Linked DNA regions of Homo sapiens: region 2 is linked to region 1. Evidence: chromatin contacts called from ENCODE Hi-C data. All regions are on one chromosome and are shown on one strand. Each heading gives the region's core, a stretch centred on a gene start or an enhancer-like site at or near the end of the contact. The rest is flanking DNA. Distances are from core to core; before and after follow the strand shown.

Evidence for each region. Hi-C counts contacts between places; a loop is a spot of excess contacts on that map. Pooled maps may share reads with other maps.
Region 2: a pooled map shows a loop between it and region 1 (2.1-fold over the local background). The contact joins the promoter of APBB1IP here to the promoter of GAD2 in region 1. A Hi-C loop is called at or near these places in 1 of 50 pooled maps.

The regions. Positions count from the first base shown.
Region 1 is chr10:26,211,213-26,218,817 of GRCh38, forward strand. GAD2 (glutamate decarboxylase 2) reads left to right here and starts at 5,562. Exons shown (of 16, transcript NM_001134366.2): 1 at 5,562-5,673; 2 at 6,398-6,457; 3 at 6,630-6,779. The coding sequence starts at 5,598. MYO3A (myosin IIIA) reads left to right here. Exons shown (of 35, transcript NM_017433.5): 35 at 631-1,320. The coding sequence ends at 751. RefSeq lists enhancers at 2,576-3,143, 3,144-3,709, 3,710-4,276, 6,886-7,514.
Region 2 is chr10:26,436,556-26,443,372 of GRCh38, forward strand. It overlaps APBB1IP (amyloid beta precursor protein binding family B member 1 interacting protein), which reads left to right and starts at 1,786. Exons shown (of 15, transcript NM_019043.4): 1 at 1,786-1,900; 2 at 2,097-2,298. RefSeq lists enhancers at 1,103-1,632, 1,350-1,479, 2,040-2,119.

The sequences.
Region 1 (7,605 bases), core at 4,312-6,811:
GCATTTTTAGGGAATACCCCACTTTCCAGACAAGCTGCAGAATCTGAAGGTAAACATTGGCAGGGGTTCTCAGCAATGGATTCAGAAACTTAGCCCAGCAGCCTCATTGAAAACATTGAAACACTGAAAAAGCCAACAAGGCCCATAGCTCTTGGTGTCACTAACAGAGCAGTTGGTCAGATTTTGAGTGAGCATTTTTTAAAGAAACATCTGAGCAGTTTTAAAATGCAAAATATTGAGTGTCTATTTGGGCACTTTGAGTTTTTTGTTTGACCAAAGTGTGTTAAAATTAAGGTATTAAAATAAATATTTGTTTATTGGTTGTGAATTATTGCAATCCAAACTCACCTTTCCAAACTGCACCTTCTGAAGCTTTAGTTAGCACGTATCTAAACACCATTACCAGGCTCCACCAGCCCCTCTGCTCCTCAGCTTAGAGGAGTTTTTAAAACCTGTTGAGAATTATCGCAGATACGTTTGGCCATTATCCAGTCGTTTCGATTGTGCCTTTCCTAAATGTCCGCGGTTGGCAGAACGTGGGAGGAAGAGGACCCGCCTAACTCGGGGTAGGTGGGGACGCGCTGCTCACTGTGGTGAGGTTGACACTTGGGCCCTGGGTTTCACTTGCAGGTGCTGGGCGGCGGAGAGCCCCGAGAAGGAGGAGGAGAGAGAGCCAGCAGCCAACCCCTACGACTTCAGGAGGCTCCTGCGCAAAACCTCCCAGCGCCGGCGCCTCGTCCAGCAGTCCTAACCGTTCAACGAGGCAGTCACCGCCGTCGGAAGGCGCTGGAGCCTGCGGGGCAGCAGGGGCCAAGCAGGCACTCTGGGGCTGGCACCAGCAGGCACTGAAGCTGCGGCCCTGATCTCCGCAGAGGCTGCCTGCTGCGCTCGGCCCTCAAGTGCCCGGGCCGGCCTTCGTGCTCCGAAACAAGAGACCTGGGAGCCCTCGGGAAACCTCCCCCGACGCTCTCTCTCGGAACTCCCGCACCCTCCTTTCTCACCAGCCCGCCAGTTGTGGCAACCCTGTCCTTGTTCCCCTAATCTATCACTTTGTTCTTTTTTTTTGTGACTCCTGTGGACTCCACTGCGCCTGGGATCTCGCCAACCCCTCTCTCATTTGGGGTGACTGAATTCACAGATTTTTTTTTTTATTGGAAACGGCTTTTCTTGGCCAACAGAACACTTGCTAGCGGTTGAATCTTAGAGAAAAAAGCCCGGGAGGGGTGGGGAGAATTTCGAAGATGTATTTCATCTCAAGCTTGCTCTTTCTCTTCCTTTGGTTATTAAGGTCACTAAATAAAGGAAGTGCCTTGGAAAACCCGTGGTTTGCGTGACTGATCCCTCATTTTCCCCTCTAGGGCTTCTGAGGGGCTTCTGCTATAAGGCTGTGCTGGTGACGGGCCCAAGGAGGGGCGTTGAGGTGCCTTCATCAGCGAACTCCCAGCACCACCCAGCCACTTCAGACAAACACAATCTAAGCTAAAACCCCTTGCCACACAAACGCAGAGGCCTCCAATGTCTAAATCCCCAACACACCACACGTGCTCGCCTGCACGATGCCTTCCCAATCTGCGTGACTGTCTTTGGCCCCATCTATAAAGATGCTAGTGCCCCCACTGGGTGGAACTGTCAGATTTCAGGTTCTCCCGGTCTGCAGATTTGGGGCCATCTTTGCTACTCCGACTTTGTGTGTATTTAAAATGGGGGAGGCTAGTGGGTGGACAGAAGTTTGCATTCCTGGGTTGACTGCACCTTATTCTAAAACCCGGTTTAAGCTGTTTTATGAAACTGACATTCCCATCTAAGCAACCTGGAGAGGGTGAGGACAGGTGATGAGGTCGTTGCATGGAATTGGAAGAAGGGTTCTGATCACGATGGGGCTCACCCCTTGTGTGGGTGCCCTTGGCTCCTGCACCCACAAGCCGGAGTCAAAAGACTCTGGGGAAATATTCGAGGAGTGAGTGAGGGCATGTGCAGAGGGCTCAGAGCGTTTGTTGCGCCGCTGGTCCACAGGGCATAGTAATCTCGCCAACTCAAAGAGTTGGCACCAAAAGGTCCCCAGAGCCAACTCGTGTAATCTCTTCATTTTACAGATGCAATGTGGCCAAGGGAAAACCTGCAGCTATGGCATGGCAGAGTCCAAGTGCCCTCCAGGCCTTCTTTTTCCCTGGGTTAGCGGCACAGTCTTGCTGGGGTTGCGACTGAAAGTAAGGAGTAACCCTCAGCTGTGCGAATGCACTGAGGAGCTGAGTATGGCCCAGTACCCAGGAAACCAGCACAGCAGGTCACCAGAGAGAGGGGCTTGGGAGGGGCAGGGGTGTCTAAAGCCCAAAGTGGCCTGGCCCCCTTCCACCTCTAGCTGCCTGTCCACTTGCCTCCAGAAGGCCTGGGTTTGTGGGGAGGGCGGAGCAGGGGCCAGGGGTAAGGAGCAGTAAGCTAAGCTCAGCTTTTCTGCCTGGCCACCCTTCAATCTAGGCGTCCTTCTTGGGTGGCCCCTGAAGACAAGAGCCCTGGCACTCAGCCCCTTCTGTTATTTCTGTTGGTGTAGGGAGAATTTATGGAGGGAGGCAACAGACTCCCTCCCTAAATTTTTCCTGCACCAATGTTTTAAGTGAGAATAGAAAAGAGAATGGCAAAGGCTTGGTGAATGCTTGGTTGCAATATTTTTGTGTTCTTCCGTGGTTGTTTCCTCTTTTTCTTTCCATCTTCCCTTCTTTCTCTGTCCTTTGACATTTAAGCACGGGAAGGACACAGGAAAATGTGTGCCAGACACTCTTCTTTGGGTCAGCCTGAGACCCATATGTTGGTAAACCAGACACCTAAGGAAACTGTCCCTACAAGTCGGAGGATTGGGTCTCTCGCCCCTCATCTGAGGAAGGGCCTTCCAAAGCGGCCGCCTTCCCTTCCCATTCACTGGCTGCCTCCTTTGTGAACTAATGACTGTAATTATTACCTCCCAGAGCTCTTTTGTTATCTCCAACCCCAAGCCCCGGAGAGGGGGAATGGGCTCTTTAGTGAAATGAAAGTCATTACAAAGCAAATTACCGTCTAGGGAGGGACAGCCTTCAGGAAAGACAAATCAGATCTCCATCTGCATCTGAAGTAGGGTGTGTTTAAATAAAAAATGTAAATATCACCATTAGATCCAAAGTACTCCAGAGCTGTGGGATTTAATGGAGTTTAAACGGTAGCACTTGAAGCCATTGCTTTACCAAAAAGAAAAAAAAATCAGTTAAATTCAGGTGTTTTAATCCGTTTCTTCTTTGGGGGTTTTGTGTGATTTAAACGCTTGCTTTTAAGAACCTTTATGTTTTCAACCACTCATCCATAGTAGAAAAGTTCTGCAACCCTAGACTGCTGGCTTGAAGGAAAACCTTTGCAGGATTTGATATGGATTTCAACAAAGAACCAGCCTCTGCGAGGCTGGAGAGAGCTGCGGAGCTGCCATGCCTGAAGTGCAGATGGCTGAACCACAAGTCTTTAGGTTTCCGGAGTTGTTATTGTGGTGACCTAGAGTGTCAGAGCCAGGAGAGCAAGAAAGAGGAGCCAAACTGAGCCCTGAGTTTTCGACCACCCGGGCTCCCACAGCCTGGAACAGACTTCACCTAGCACGCTCAGTGCCAGCCTTCGGCAGGACGCTATCAACGCCCGACTGGTTTCCTGCTCTCATCCTGGCGCCTGGGCCCAGTTGCCATAGTGTGGATCCCATGACTCCTCAGGGAACCCCTGGACTCAGGCACGCGAGAAGAAGACAGCGCTTTGTGGAGAGAATTGACCAGGGACAGTTATGCTCGAGCACACAGGACTTGGGCCTGTATGCGTCCAGCATGGGCCCCAGGATGTCCCTTCTAAGCGAGGGTCGAGGGGTGCTCGCCCAGACGGGATCCCCGGGTCTCTGCTTTGTTAGCAGCTTTGGTGGCTGGTTCAGGAGGTCAGAGAAATAAAACGACTTGTGAACACAATGGAAATGACAGGCGCTCTGGCCAGGCGCGGGGAAGGCAGCCGCCTCGGGAAGCCGACCTCAGCCCTTTCCTCTCTCTCCCTCCCTCCGTCTCCCCCAGAGCCCCGGAGCTCCGAGGTGCACTTGAAGTTCATCTCCACTGCCAGGAGAACGCAGCGCAAACTGTCAAAGGGCTCCCAATCCTTAGGGCGTCCTCCCTGTCTGCAATAGCTTTTTGTAGAAAGGAAATCATCAGAACGATTCTGACTTTCTCCTCCTTTCTTTATTAGAAAAAGAGAAACCGCCTCCTAATACGCCTCAGAGAGAACCAATCTCGCGCTTCCGGGTCACCCGCTACCGCGAAGATTCTCTGGGGGCGAGGGGGGGCATTGGTTTGAAGCCCCTTAAAACGAGGGCCCTGCAGGCGATGCCTTCTTTCCTACTCGGATTTGTAAAGCCGAGATTGCTTAGTTGGAAACCCTGTTCTCCCCTCCCAGGCGCACACAGATCCCCCTTACACGCAAGCAGCGGGCGCTTCCACGCCTCCGCGGGCCAAGGTCACCAAATGCCCTGATTCCATCCCCCACCCGCCATCAATCCTGCCGACTCTGGCCGCTCTGCCTCATTCTCTTCCAAGAAGTTTCCATTCGTTTTATTTTTTTTTCCCCAGCCCGAGGTCCTCAGTAGACTCCAGCGTGGATTTTAATTGCCTCAATCAGCAGTCATTCTCCCCAGCCGTCACTCAGAGCCTGGACGGTGGGTCCCGCGATCTAGCCCTTGGCTACGCAGGAACGGTGCGCCCCCGGGTACGGCGCGGTTCAGCAGGCAGGCGTCAGGTTCTACCAAGGCGCTGAAATGAGCCCATCAGCGGGTAGGAGCCCTTCCCCCGCCGTCCCCTCCCCAGGCTCGTGAACGGCGCCTGATGCCCGCCCGGGGCGCGAGCTCTCGAGGTCGCAGTGACCTCAGCACCTGCTTGGAGGAAAACGGCGCGGGAACCCCGCTTCCTTCCCCTCAGCTGGAGCCAGACCTCAAACAAAACCCCAATCGATGCACACAGAAAACTCCTCTGGGCCACGCTTCCCGCCTCGCCGAGGTCTCCCCAGTCTGCCCCTCGCTGACGCTGGCGCGCAGCGGCTGTGGCAGCACCCGGGACAGCGGCCGCCCGCACTTCCCGCCTCTGGCTCGCCCGAGGACGCGCTGGCACGCCTCCCACCCCCTCACTCTGACTCCAGCTGGCGTGCATGGTCTGCCTCGCATCCTCACGACTCAGCTCCCTCCCTCTCTCGTGTTTTTTTCCTCCGCCGCCCCCTCATTCATCCCCACTGGGCTCCCTTTCCCTCAAATGCTCTGGGGCTCTCCGCGCTTTCCTGAGTCCGGGCTCCGAGGACCCTTAGGTAGTCCCGGTCTCTTTTAAAGCTCCCCGGCTTCCAAAGGGTTGCCACGTCCCTAAACCCTGTCTCCAGCTCGCATACACACACGCACAGACACGCACGTTTTCTGTTCCTGCGTGACACCCGCCCTCGCCGCTCGGCCCCGCCGGTCCCCGCGCGGTGCCCTCCTCCCGCCACACGGGCACGCACGCGCGCGCAGGGCCAAGCCCGAGGCAGCTCGCCCGCAGCTCGCACTCGCAGGCGACCTGCTCCAGTCTCCAAAGCCGATGGCATCTCCGGGCTCTGGCTTTTGGTCTTTCGGGTCGGAAGATGGCTCTGGGGATTCCGAGAATCCCGGCACAGGTAGGAAGGAGAACGGGGGCCTGCGGCGGGCGAGTTTTGCGGTGGTCTGGGGTTTGCGGAACTACGGAGAAGACGAAGGAGGTTTTTCCACCTGCAACAGGAAACTTCTTCGGGCGCTTCTCCCTGCTTTTGGGCTAAGTCCTTGACGGCCCAAGAGCTCAAGACCTCTACAGCCTCTTGTACCCTGGGAAGACGCCCAAATAGTCTCAGGCCCGTTCCACAGAAGGTTGGAAGAGCCCCCCAAAGACCGCGGTGTCTCGGGGACATGGAATTCCGTGGTCCTGGGGCGCTGCTAAGATCCGGGTGTCTGGACCCTGGGGTGGGACGGAGTGACCGTGAAGATAGAAAAAAAAAATGGGAAAGGTGAGAGATTTCTTTATCTAGAAAGACAGTCTGCGAAAAAATGGATAGCTTCAGTGTTTAGGAAAACTCGTCCAAGGTAGGCAGGGAGAGGAATTTGCCTGAGCCGATTGGCACCTGGAAGGGCAGCGGTGTGGGCTTCTCCTCGGGAAACAGATAAAGGAAATGAGGGCTGGCCCGGGCCGCCAGCCTCCCGCTTGCCTTCTGCACCTGCCGGCCTCACCGAGTCCTGAGCGGCCCCCAGGAGGAAGGCGGCCCCTCCTAGGACCCCGGACTGATTGATTTTCACATAGAACGAAATTTCACACGTCCGTCTGTTGTTCTCTTTCTGCCTCGCTGTCTGCCTGCCTATTCTTCCTTGCAGCGCGAGCCTGGTGCCAAGTGGCTCAGAAGTTCACGGGCGGCATCGGAAACAAACTGTGCGGTGAGTGCCCAGGGACCGGGGCGGCCAAGGTCGGCCCGCGGGGTCCAAGCAGTCTTCTCACCTCCGCATCCCAGTCAGCGGAGTCGGGGTTTCCTGGCTGCGGGTAGGCGGGAGCGAGGGAGCCGGGCCCGGCGGAGGATTGACGAGGCCCGCGTTCGGTGTCCTTACCCAGCCCTGCTCTACGGAGACGCCGAGAAGCCGGCGGAGAGCGGCGGGAGCCAACCCCCGCGGGCCGCCGCCCGGAAGGCCGCCTGCGCCTGCGACCAGAAGCCCTGCAGCTGCTCCAAAGTGGATGTCAACTACGCGTTTCTCCATGCAACAGGTAAAGACTCAGCGGGGAGCCCCGGGGCGCCCCTGCCCCTCTCTCTGCCCCGCCCACCGCGGCCGGTGCGGGTCCGGCGCTGAGAGCCGGACAGGGGCGTCGAGGTGGCAGCGGAGGCGGGACCTGCCAGAATCTTCAGATAAAAGCGAGAAATGCGGGACCTGCCCGCTGGGTCCAAGCCCCCGAACCTGGCCTCGGAGCTCCAAGAGGGCTCTGAGGCCGTGGCGCTCTTCCCCCAGCGCGGCCCTTGGGATGGCGGGTGGCCGACGATCCAGGCGCTCGTGCGCTCACTGAATCGATGACGGCTGGCTTCCCTAGGCCGCTGGGGCCTCGGGTGGGACTCAGTTTCCAAATACCGTGCCCGAGAATTCAGAATTGCATTTTTTTTAGGTCTTTAGATCACGAGAGTGATTTGTAGCTGCAATTGCACAAGAGAACGATTCCATTCACATGAAACCCGCGCGCCGAGTTTTACCCCCGTGCACTTACACACCGTCTCCCAAATGTACGCGCGCACACACACATGCAGACACACATGCATACGCTCTCTCTCTCTCTCTCACACACACACACACACACACACACACACACACACACTGACTTTAGAAACAGCGGGCCTTCCTATCAGACCAGAGATCCTAATGCACCTGTTCCACTTTGGTTTGCCCGAAGGCATTCGAGACAAACACTTCTGACGTGAAATATTTATGTAAACATGTAAGATGGTTTACTGAGAAACACGTTTAAGACGAACTCCTGTGAACTAGATAAACGGAGGTACACGCTCTTCAAAAAAAGAAGGCAAACAATATAAGTTATGAATTGA
Region 2 (6,817 bases), core at 536-3,035, 220 kb after region 1:
TGATCCCATCTCATGTCTGTCCCTCCCATCTCACTCTGCTCAGCCGTACTAATTTCCTTGGTGTTTTTCCAATATCTTAAGTGCTCTCCTAACTCAGGGTCTTTGAATGTGCTGTTCCTTTTGCCTGGAATATTCCCATCTAAAAACCCAGTGTGGATTAATCTCTCATGCCATTTAGATCTAGCTCAAGTGTCACTTATCAGACAGAAATACCAGTTTCAGGTGTTTCTGTCTATTGGGAGACTGCCTTTCCCTGGTGCTATATTAAAAAAAATTAGGATAAATAAATAATAAATAAATAAATGAAAAATACATTTTCTCTTCCTTATGATTTTATTAATAACAGTTTCTTTTCTCTGGCTTACTTTATTATAAAAATACAGTATTTAATATATATAAAATAATATGAGTTAATCGACTATGTTATCAGTAAGGCTGATAACAACTGCTTGATCATCACCTGATGGTCACCTGACATTCCTGGTAGGGGGTGGGAGGAGCCCTCTCCTGCCCTGCTCATGCCTGACTAGCTACCTACTGTAACAGAACAATGCCAGATTTCAGGAGTACCAAACTGCTGCACAATTGAAAATCCATGTATGTCTTTTGACTCCCCCAAAACTTAACCACGAATAGCCTACTGTTGACCAGAAGCCTTACTGATAATATTAAACAGTCAATTAACACATATTATGTTATATGTATTTAGATAAATACTGTATTTTTACAATAAAGAAAGCTAGAGAAAAGAAACTGTTATTAAGAAAATCATGAGGAGAAAATATATTTTCTATTTATTTATCGTTTATTTACCCTAATTAATACAGCAACCCCATCCCCATGCCCATCACTCTCTATCCCTCACCTTTTAACTTCCTTCAAAACTAGTTACATTCCTTGACATGTTAAATATTAATTTGTTTATTGTCTGCTTTCTACCAACTAGAATGCACCATGCATGAGAGCAGAAATTGTTTCCTCTAACTATTTTCATTGTTCTTAGAAGTGTTGGTGCTTACGAATAGTTTCTCATTAAATAAATGACAGAACTATTTGAAATTGCCTAATTAACACATGCACCTAATTTCTGTCTTTATGTCTTCACCACCTTCCCTGACATATAAGCCTTTGAAGACACAGCTGTAGAGGAGAAGGGGAGGGTTATTCAACCGCATTTACAAATCATAACTGATTTTAACTTCTGTATTTTCAGACCTCCCCAGCGACTTTCTCTCAGGAAACTCCACTCCCAACTGACAGGTGCTATTTCCAGCCAGTCCTATGCTGTTGCAAATAGTGAGTCCATGAATGCCCTCTGCCGTGTGCATTACTTATTTTCATCAGCAGATCTTCGTAACACACTCCTGGAAGTGGGATGACGGGGTCAAAAGGCGAATCCATACATAAGTTAAATAGATATTGCTCAATTCTCTTCCACGGGGTTCAGACCATTTTGGATTTCTACGAGCAATGAAGACAGTGCTATTCCTCTACACCCTGGCCGGCCAACTGAGCGTGGTTAAACGTGGGGAGGGAGGAGGGTGAGGTTACCAACCTGATGGTTGAGAAAGGGCCTCCGCCCAGCGCGCCCTTCCTCCACCCCCACCCGAGAGACAGCTGAACTCCGGCCGGGACGCGCGTGTTGCCAGTCCAGCCCTGCACCGCGTCCCCTGAGGGCGGGCTGCAGGCGGCCGGGAAGCCTTGCACAACCGGCCCAAAAGAGGAAGCCCAGAAAGTGCTGAAGTAAACACTTTGGGAGACCGTTGCAACATAAAGCGGCCTCTCAGTCTTTGGTGGAACCATCACTAGGCCCCAATCCCTTAGTCCCTCTTGCGTCGAGGCTGCAAAATGGTTCCATTCGCCAGGAGACGCTCCTGAGAGAAGGGCGCGCGCGGCACAGGTAGGGGGAGGCGCAACGTTTCCCAGAATTAAAATAAAATAAAATAAAATAAAATAAAAATCCCTTCAAGGTGGTTGTGTAGTAGGGGTGGGATGGGGGAGAGAAAATCAGGCGCAGACTCGATGAGTTGGAGAAAGCAGCCCCTAACTCGGAGTCCTTTACGCATATGTTTGTCTGTCCCACTGTCTCTAACCAGGGGCCTTCCTTGCACCTCGGAGCAAAGCAGCTCGGATAGCGCCACACGTCTGCGCGCTGCGTGGGAAGGGCAGGGCTGACAGCACTTCCTCCCCGGGGCAGCGACCTGGAGCCCGGGTGCGGCAGTCTGCACCGCGCGTCGCTTTCCCGGCCGGAGTCTCGCCGCCTTCCCGCGCCCCGCAGCGCCCCGCAGAGCAGTCGAGGTAAGTGGCGCTCCCAGTCCCGGGAGCCCTGGGAGCGCCAGCACGGGCCCCTCGGGGCTGTCAGGAACCCGTTTGTCAAGCCCGTCGGGTCCGACGCCGGGGGCAGCTCCAGGATCTGGCCTCGTGAACGCGTGCCCCCAGGCGTGGCCCTCGAGCGCAGCGGGTCCCCAGGGTCCCCTCCGCTGATCTCCACTCTGGACCCGGCTCGCGAGGGTGGGGGTGTGAGGGTTTGGGGTTCGGGTTTGCTTTTTCCCGAGCTATTGCAACAGATTTGACAGATTTCCTGCCCAGGAAATTGCTGCAAGGTCAAACGGGGAACTGCTATGAACCCTTGCACGTCCAGCAGGTCAGCAGGTCAGCAGGTCAGCAGGTCCGGGAGCCCCAGTCTCCCGGAACCTGGAGGGATTCTTGAGGGGCCAAGATTAGATGTGGATTAAATGCCAGCCGTGTGAGAATTTGAGTGTGGCTCGCAGTCTGATGCATCTTAGAGTGTTTCCTTCCTCTAAAACTTTTGGACAACTCTTTCCTCTTTTTAAAAATAACTTTTTCCCCCGAATATTCTCATTTTCATTTTAAAATACCATAAAGATAGATTTGGACACCAGGCACAAGTTTCATAATTTGGCTTGAAATGAATATCCAGAGGGCCTTTTACAGAATGGAGGAAACTAACTAGGGTGTCCTAATGTCTCCAAGAACCTCTGCGCAGGTGTTCCACCAAAGACCTAGCCCGGTGTACCTCTTACTTTCCTGCTAAGGTATTTCTTAGTTCATACCCCTGTGGAACGTGAAATGTGTTTCCTAGACACTCAGGGCATAGCGGTTCAAAAGAACTTTTAATGTGATCCTTGACGAGACGGAGTACTAGAGGAAAGTAACAAAAGAAAAGGGCCCGTGAGTTTATTATGCCCCCAGATGTTTTTTTCTGGTGGCATAACGTGGTTTAAACAAAGGTGCCGGTACTAGCTACTATTCATTTTAAAATCTGGGTCTCCAGAGAGAAATTTCAGAAAGGAAAACTTTGTCCTTTTTCATAAACCTAGAGCAGCGATTTTCCCTCTGGCCTCACTGGAATAATGGGTGGCACATGGGCCAGGACGATGATGCTGGCTGGCGAAATTAGCAAGGATCTGCTGAGAAATACTTTATAAAGTCTTCTAGTGGTATTTCCTGTCTGCTCAACGTGTGTTGTGAAAGGTCTAAGAAATTTAACTTCATCCTTAAACTATTAATAATGTGTGTCCTTAAACTATTAATCCTTAAACTATTAATAATTACTAATATTTGGGTTTTTTCTCAGCACTTGGGAGACCTGGGTTCTGGCTCTTATATCTCCCCCATCTAGATAAGGATGATATTGATTAACTTGCATAACTTCTCCCTGGACTTCAGATAACGTCAGTAAAGTGAGATGATTGGGCTACATTATGTCTGTTCTTAAAATAGCAATTGAGGAGTTGCTATAATTCTTTGAATTGGTCCCAACTGGAATACTGGCAACATTATATCAACATTAGAATTGCTGATCACAAATTTTTTAAAAATGGAGAAAATAATCATAACCATAACAGATTACATTCTGAAATATCAATATCTTTGAGGTCTTTTGTTTCTGAGAAGTTCCTGTAAAAGCGCAGTCAATATCTGGCCTATATGTAAAAAGGCAAATTTCCATCTTATTTGAAAACTGAGATAAGAAACAGCCCAAACTTGAACAGGTCAATATTATATTTTGAAATCTTTAAATTGCTATTTCTCAAGAAATATAACTTTGTAATATGAATTACTTTATGGCATTACTTTAAATCTTAAACACAATACTAGGTTTTATAGTATTTATTACATTTTTTGTATTTTTATATCCTAAGAATGTTCACCAGTTATCCACTATTGATTTGCCTTTTTTCACTCATCAATCAAAGTTTTAAATAGTTCCATATTATTATTAGAATGAGCTACTTATAAAGTTCATTGCCATAAATGTCTGTTTGATATGTCACTTTGAATTTTCTTTAAGCCATCTTACTTCCAAAGAGCATTATTATTTTCATTTTCTTCTAATTCTCTTCAATTTTATTTTAATTATTTTTATGCCTAAAACATTTTAGTGAGTCCACAAATCTTATAATAAATTGTCTGCGTTCCATAGCCTATTGGACCACAATCTTTACAATTTTATAGGACCCCATGAGTTTATATTATGGAGACTACGGTGATCTTAGGAATGCTTGCCTCAAAACAGAACAATTTTTATTAACACAACAGGTATCTTCTCAGTATGAAAATGAATGTGTGTGTTTTATGTCACTGCTGTCATCTAAGAGGCAAGTCACTTAAAGCTTAAGCATTTATTATAAATTCATGTACATAATAAATGCCAGATTTTAAAGTGTAAGATTTCTACACTGGTTGCATGGGGATTTTAAAATACATATTACACTTTTAATTATCGTGAGAAACATGACTTTTAGAGAAAACTGCTAGATATCTGGAACAGTAATCATTAGATTTCTCTTGAAAAGAGAGAACTAGCCGCATGAAGGAATGCCATTACACCTATACCCAGTTAAAGAGACTAGATTGTACCTGCAGCTTGGAAGGGCAGACCCTGAGGACAGCTTTTGGGGGACTAGAGGATGTGACCTGCCACCACTGCATCATCATTTCCTAGCCAATTTGTGATCCCAAAATGAGGACTCCAAAGAGGCTGGCTAAATGTGCAGAATATATTAATCTCACTGAGTGGTACCATGGAAATATCACAAGCCCCTGAGATCCCGTTGGCTCCACTGGTCCCAAACCTCAGGCATGAGCAAGCAGAGAGGTGACACCACTCCAAGGCATCACACGTTCTCATTATTCCACATATTCTGGAGCTTGATTCCGTGACTCAGTTTTAAAACATTTCCTGAGCGTTGACCATGAACTTGAATAATTAAGAATCATAAGAGCTATTTTCTTTCTTCTCTGTCAACTCAGTTTTCTCTTTGATCATCACATAGTAATAGCAAATAATAATTATTATAATGTTTACTTATAAATACTACCAGGCCCTGTACTAATTTAGATGTGTCATCTTGTTAATCATCACATCAAGATGAAAGCACAGAGAGGGTAAGAAACTTACGCAGGAAGTAAGAAACAGAGCTGTTGTTTGAACTGGGCCATCTGATGGTGGCACCCATGAAAAAACCTGGGGCCTTTCCACAATGAGTTTATAGTCTAGAAGAGGAGATGTAACTAGATGTAAGAGGAGATGTAGAATTCCATGCGGAACCAGAGTTGAGTGCTGTGGGACTACATATCAGGGTCCCTGGTCTCCCCAACCAGGGTCACGGGAGAAGGTTGAATAGAAGGAAACCAAGCAAAGAACTTATCGTGTTATCATGGGAAGACAAGTTAATATAATCAACTTTGAAGTTATTATCTTTACGTGTGCCTTGAAAAAAGAATCTGCTTTGTTAGCAATCGTGTGTTTTCATTTTTGTGTTTATTTTATTCTAATCCCACATGACAGCCGGCTAGGTTGATTAAATCAACAAGCAAGCAGTGAGTTTAATATTTTTTCTAATTCTGTTGGGGATCTTTTTGATTTAGTTTCATGTTACAGACTCATCAGTGAGATGGTTGTGGGCTGGGATGGGGGATAAAAGCTAAATCACACAGCAACTGTGTTTCCCCAAACCGACTGGAGGGTTTGCATCCAGAGAGCTACATCACATCAAACTGGAGAGAAACAAAAAATGATATTAGAGCAAGTGAATCATGACTAGATTCATTTCTTCCTTCATGTTTTATTATGAAATGTTTCATATCTACAAAAGATGATGTATATATGTAAATAACAACAAATAATAATAAAGCCAACATCTGGGTACCTATCACCCAGCTTAAGAAGTAGAATATTTACCAAGACATTTCCTGGTCTCCTTCCAATAACATTTCCCCATTTCCCAGCTAGAGGTAATCATTATTCTGAATGTGCTAATTTTTAAAAAGCTTTTAGGAAGCATGTACATACATTTGTAAAGGATGGTGTCAAACTGGGGATCAAAGAACACTGGCATGGCAGACTGGAGTCAGGTTCTCCACCGACTCTGGGTGGTCACAAGCAGCTTGTGCTGTTCAGTAAAGACAGCTTACTTTAATTGAATAGCATAAAAACAACATGTATTAGAAATAGTTAATAGTAAGTACCACGGAAATTGTGCTATCTTAGACATTGATAAAGTGACCAAGAATCATCAGTAAAGAACTATGAGTTTTAAGTGGAATAAAGAATATGTGGCCGGGCGTGGTGGCTCACACTGGTAACCCCAGCACTTTGGGAGGCTGAGGCAGGAGGATCACTTGAGGTCAGGAGTTCAAGACCAGCCTGACCAACATGGTGAAACACTGTCTTTACTAAAAATACAAAAAAATTAGCCTGGCATGGTGGTGCATGCCTGTAATCCCAGCCACTCGGGAGGCTGAGGCAGGAGAATCGCTTGAACCCAGGAGGTGGAGGTTGCAGTGAGCC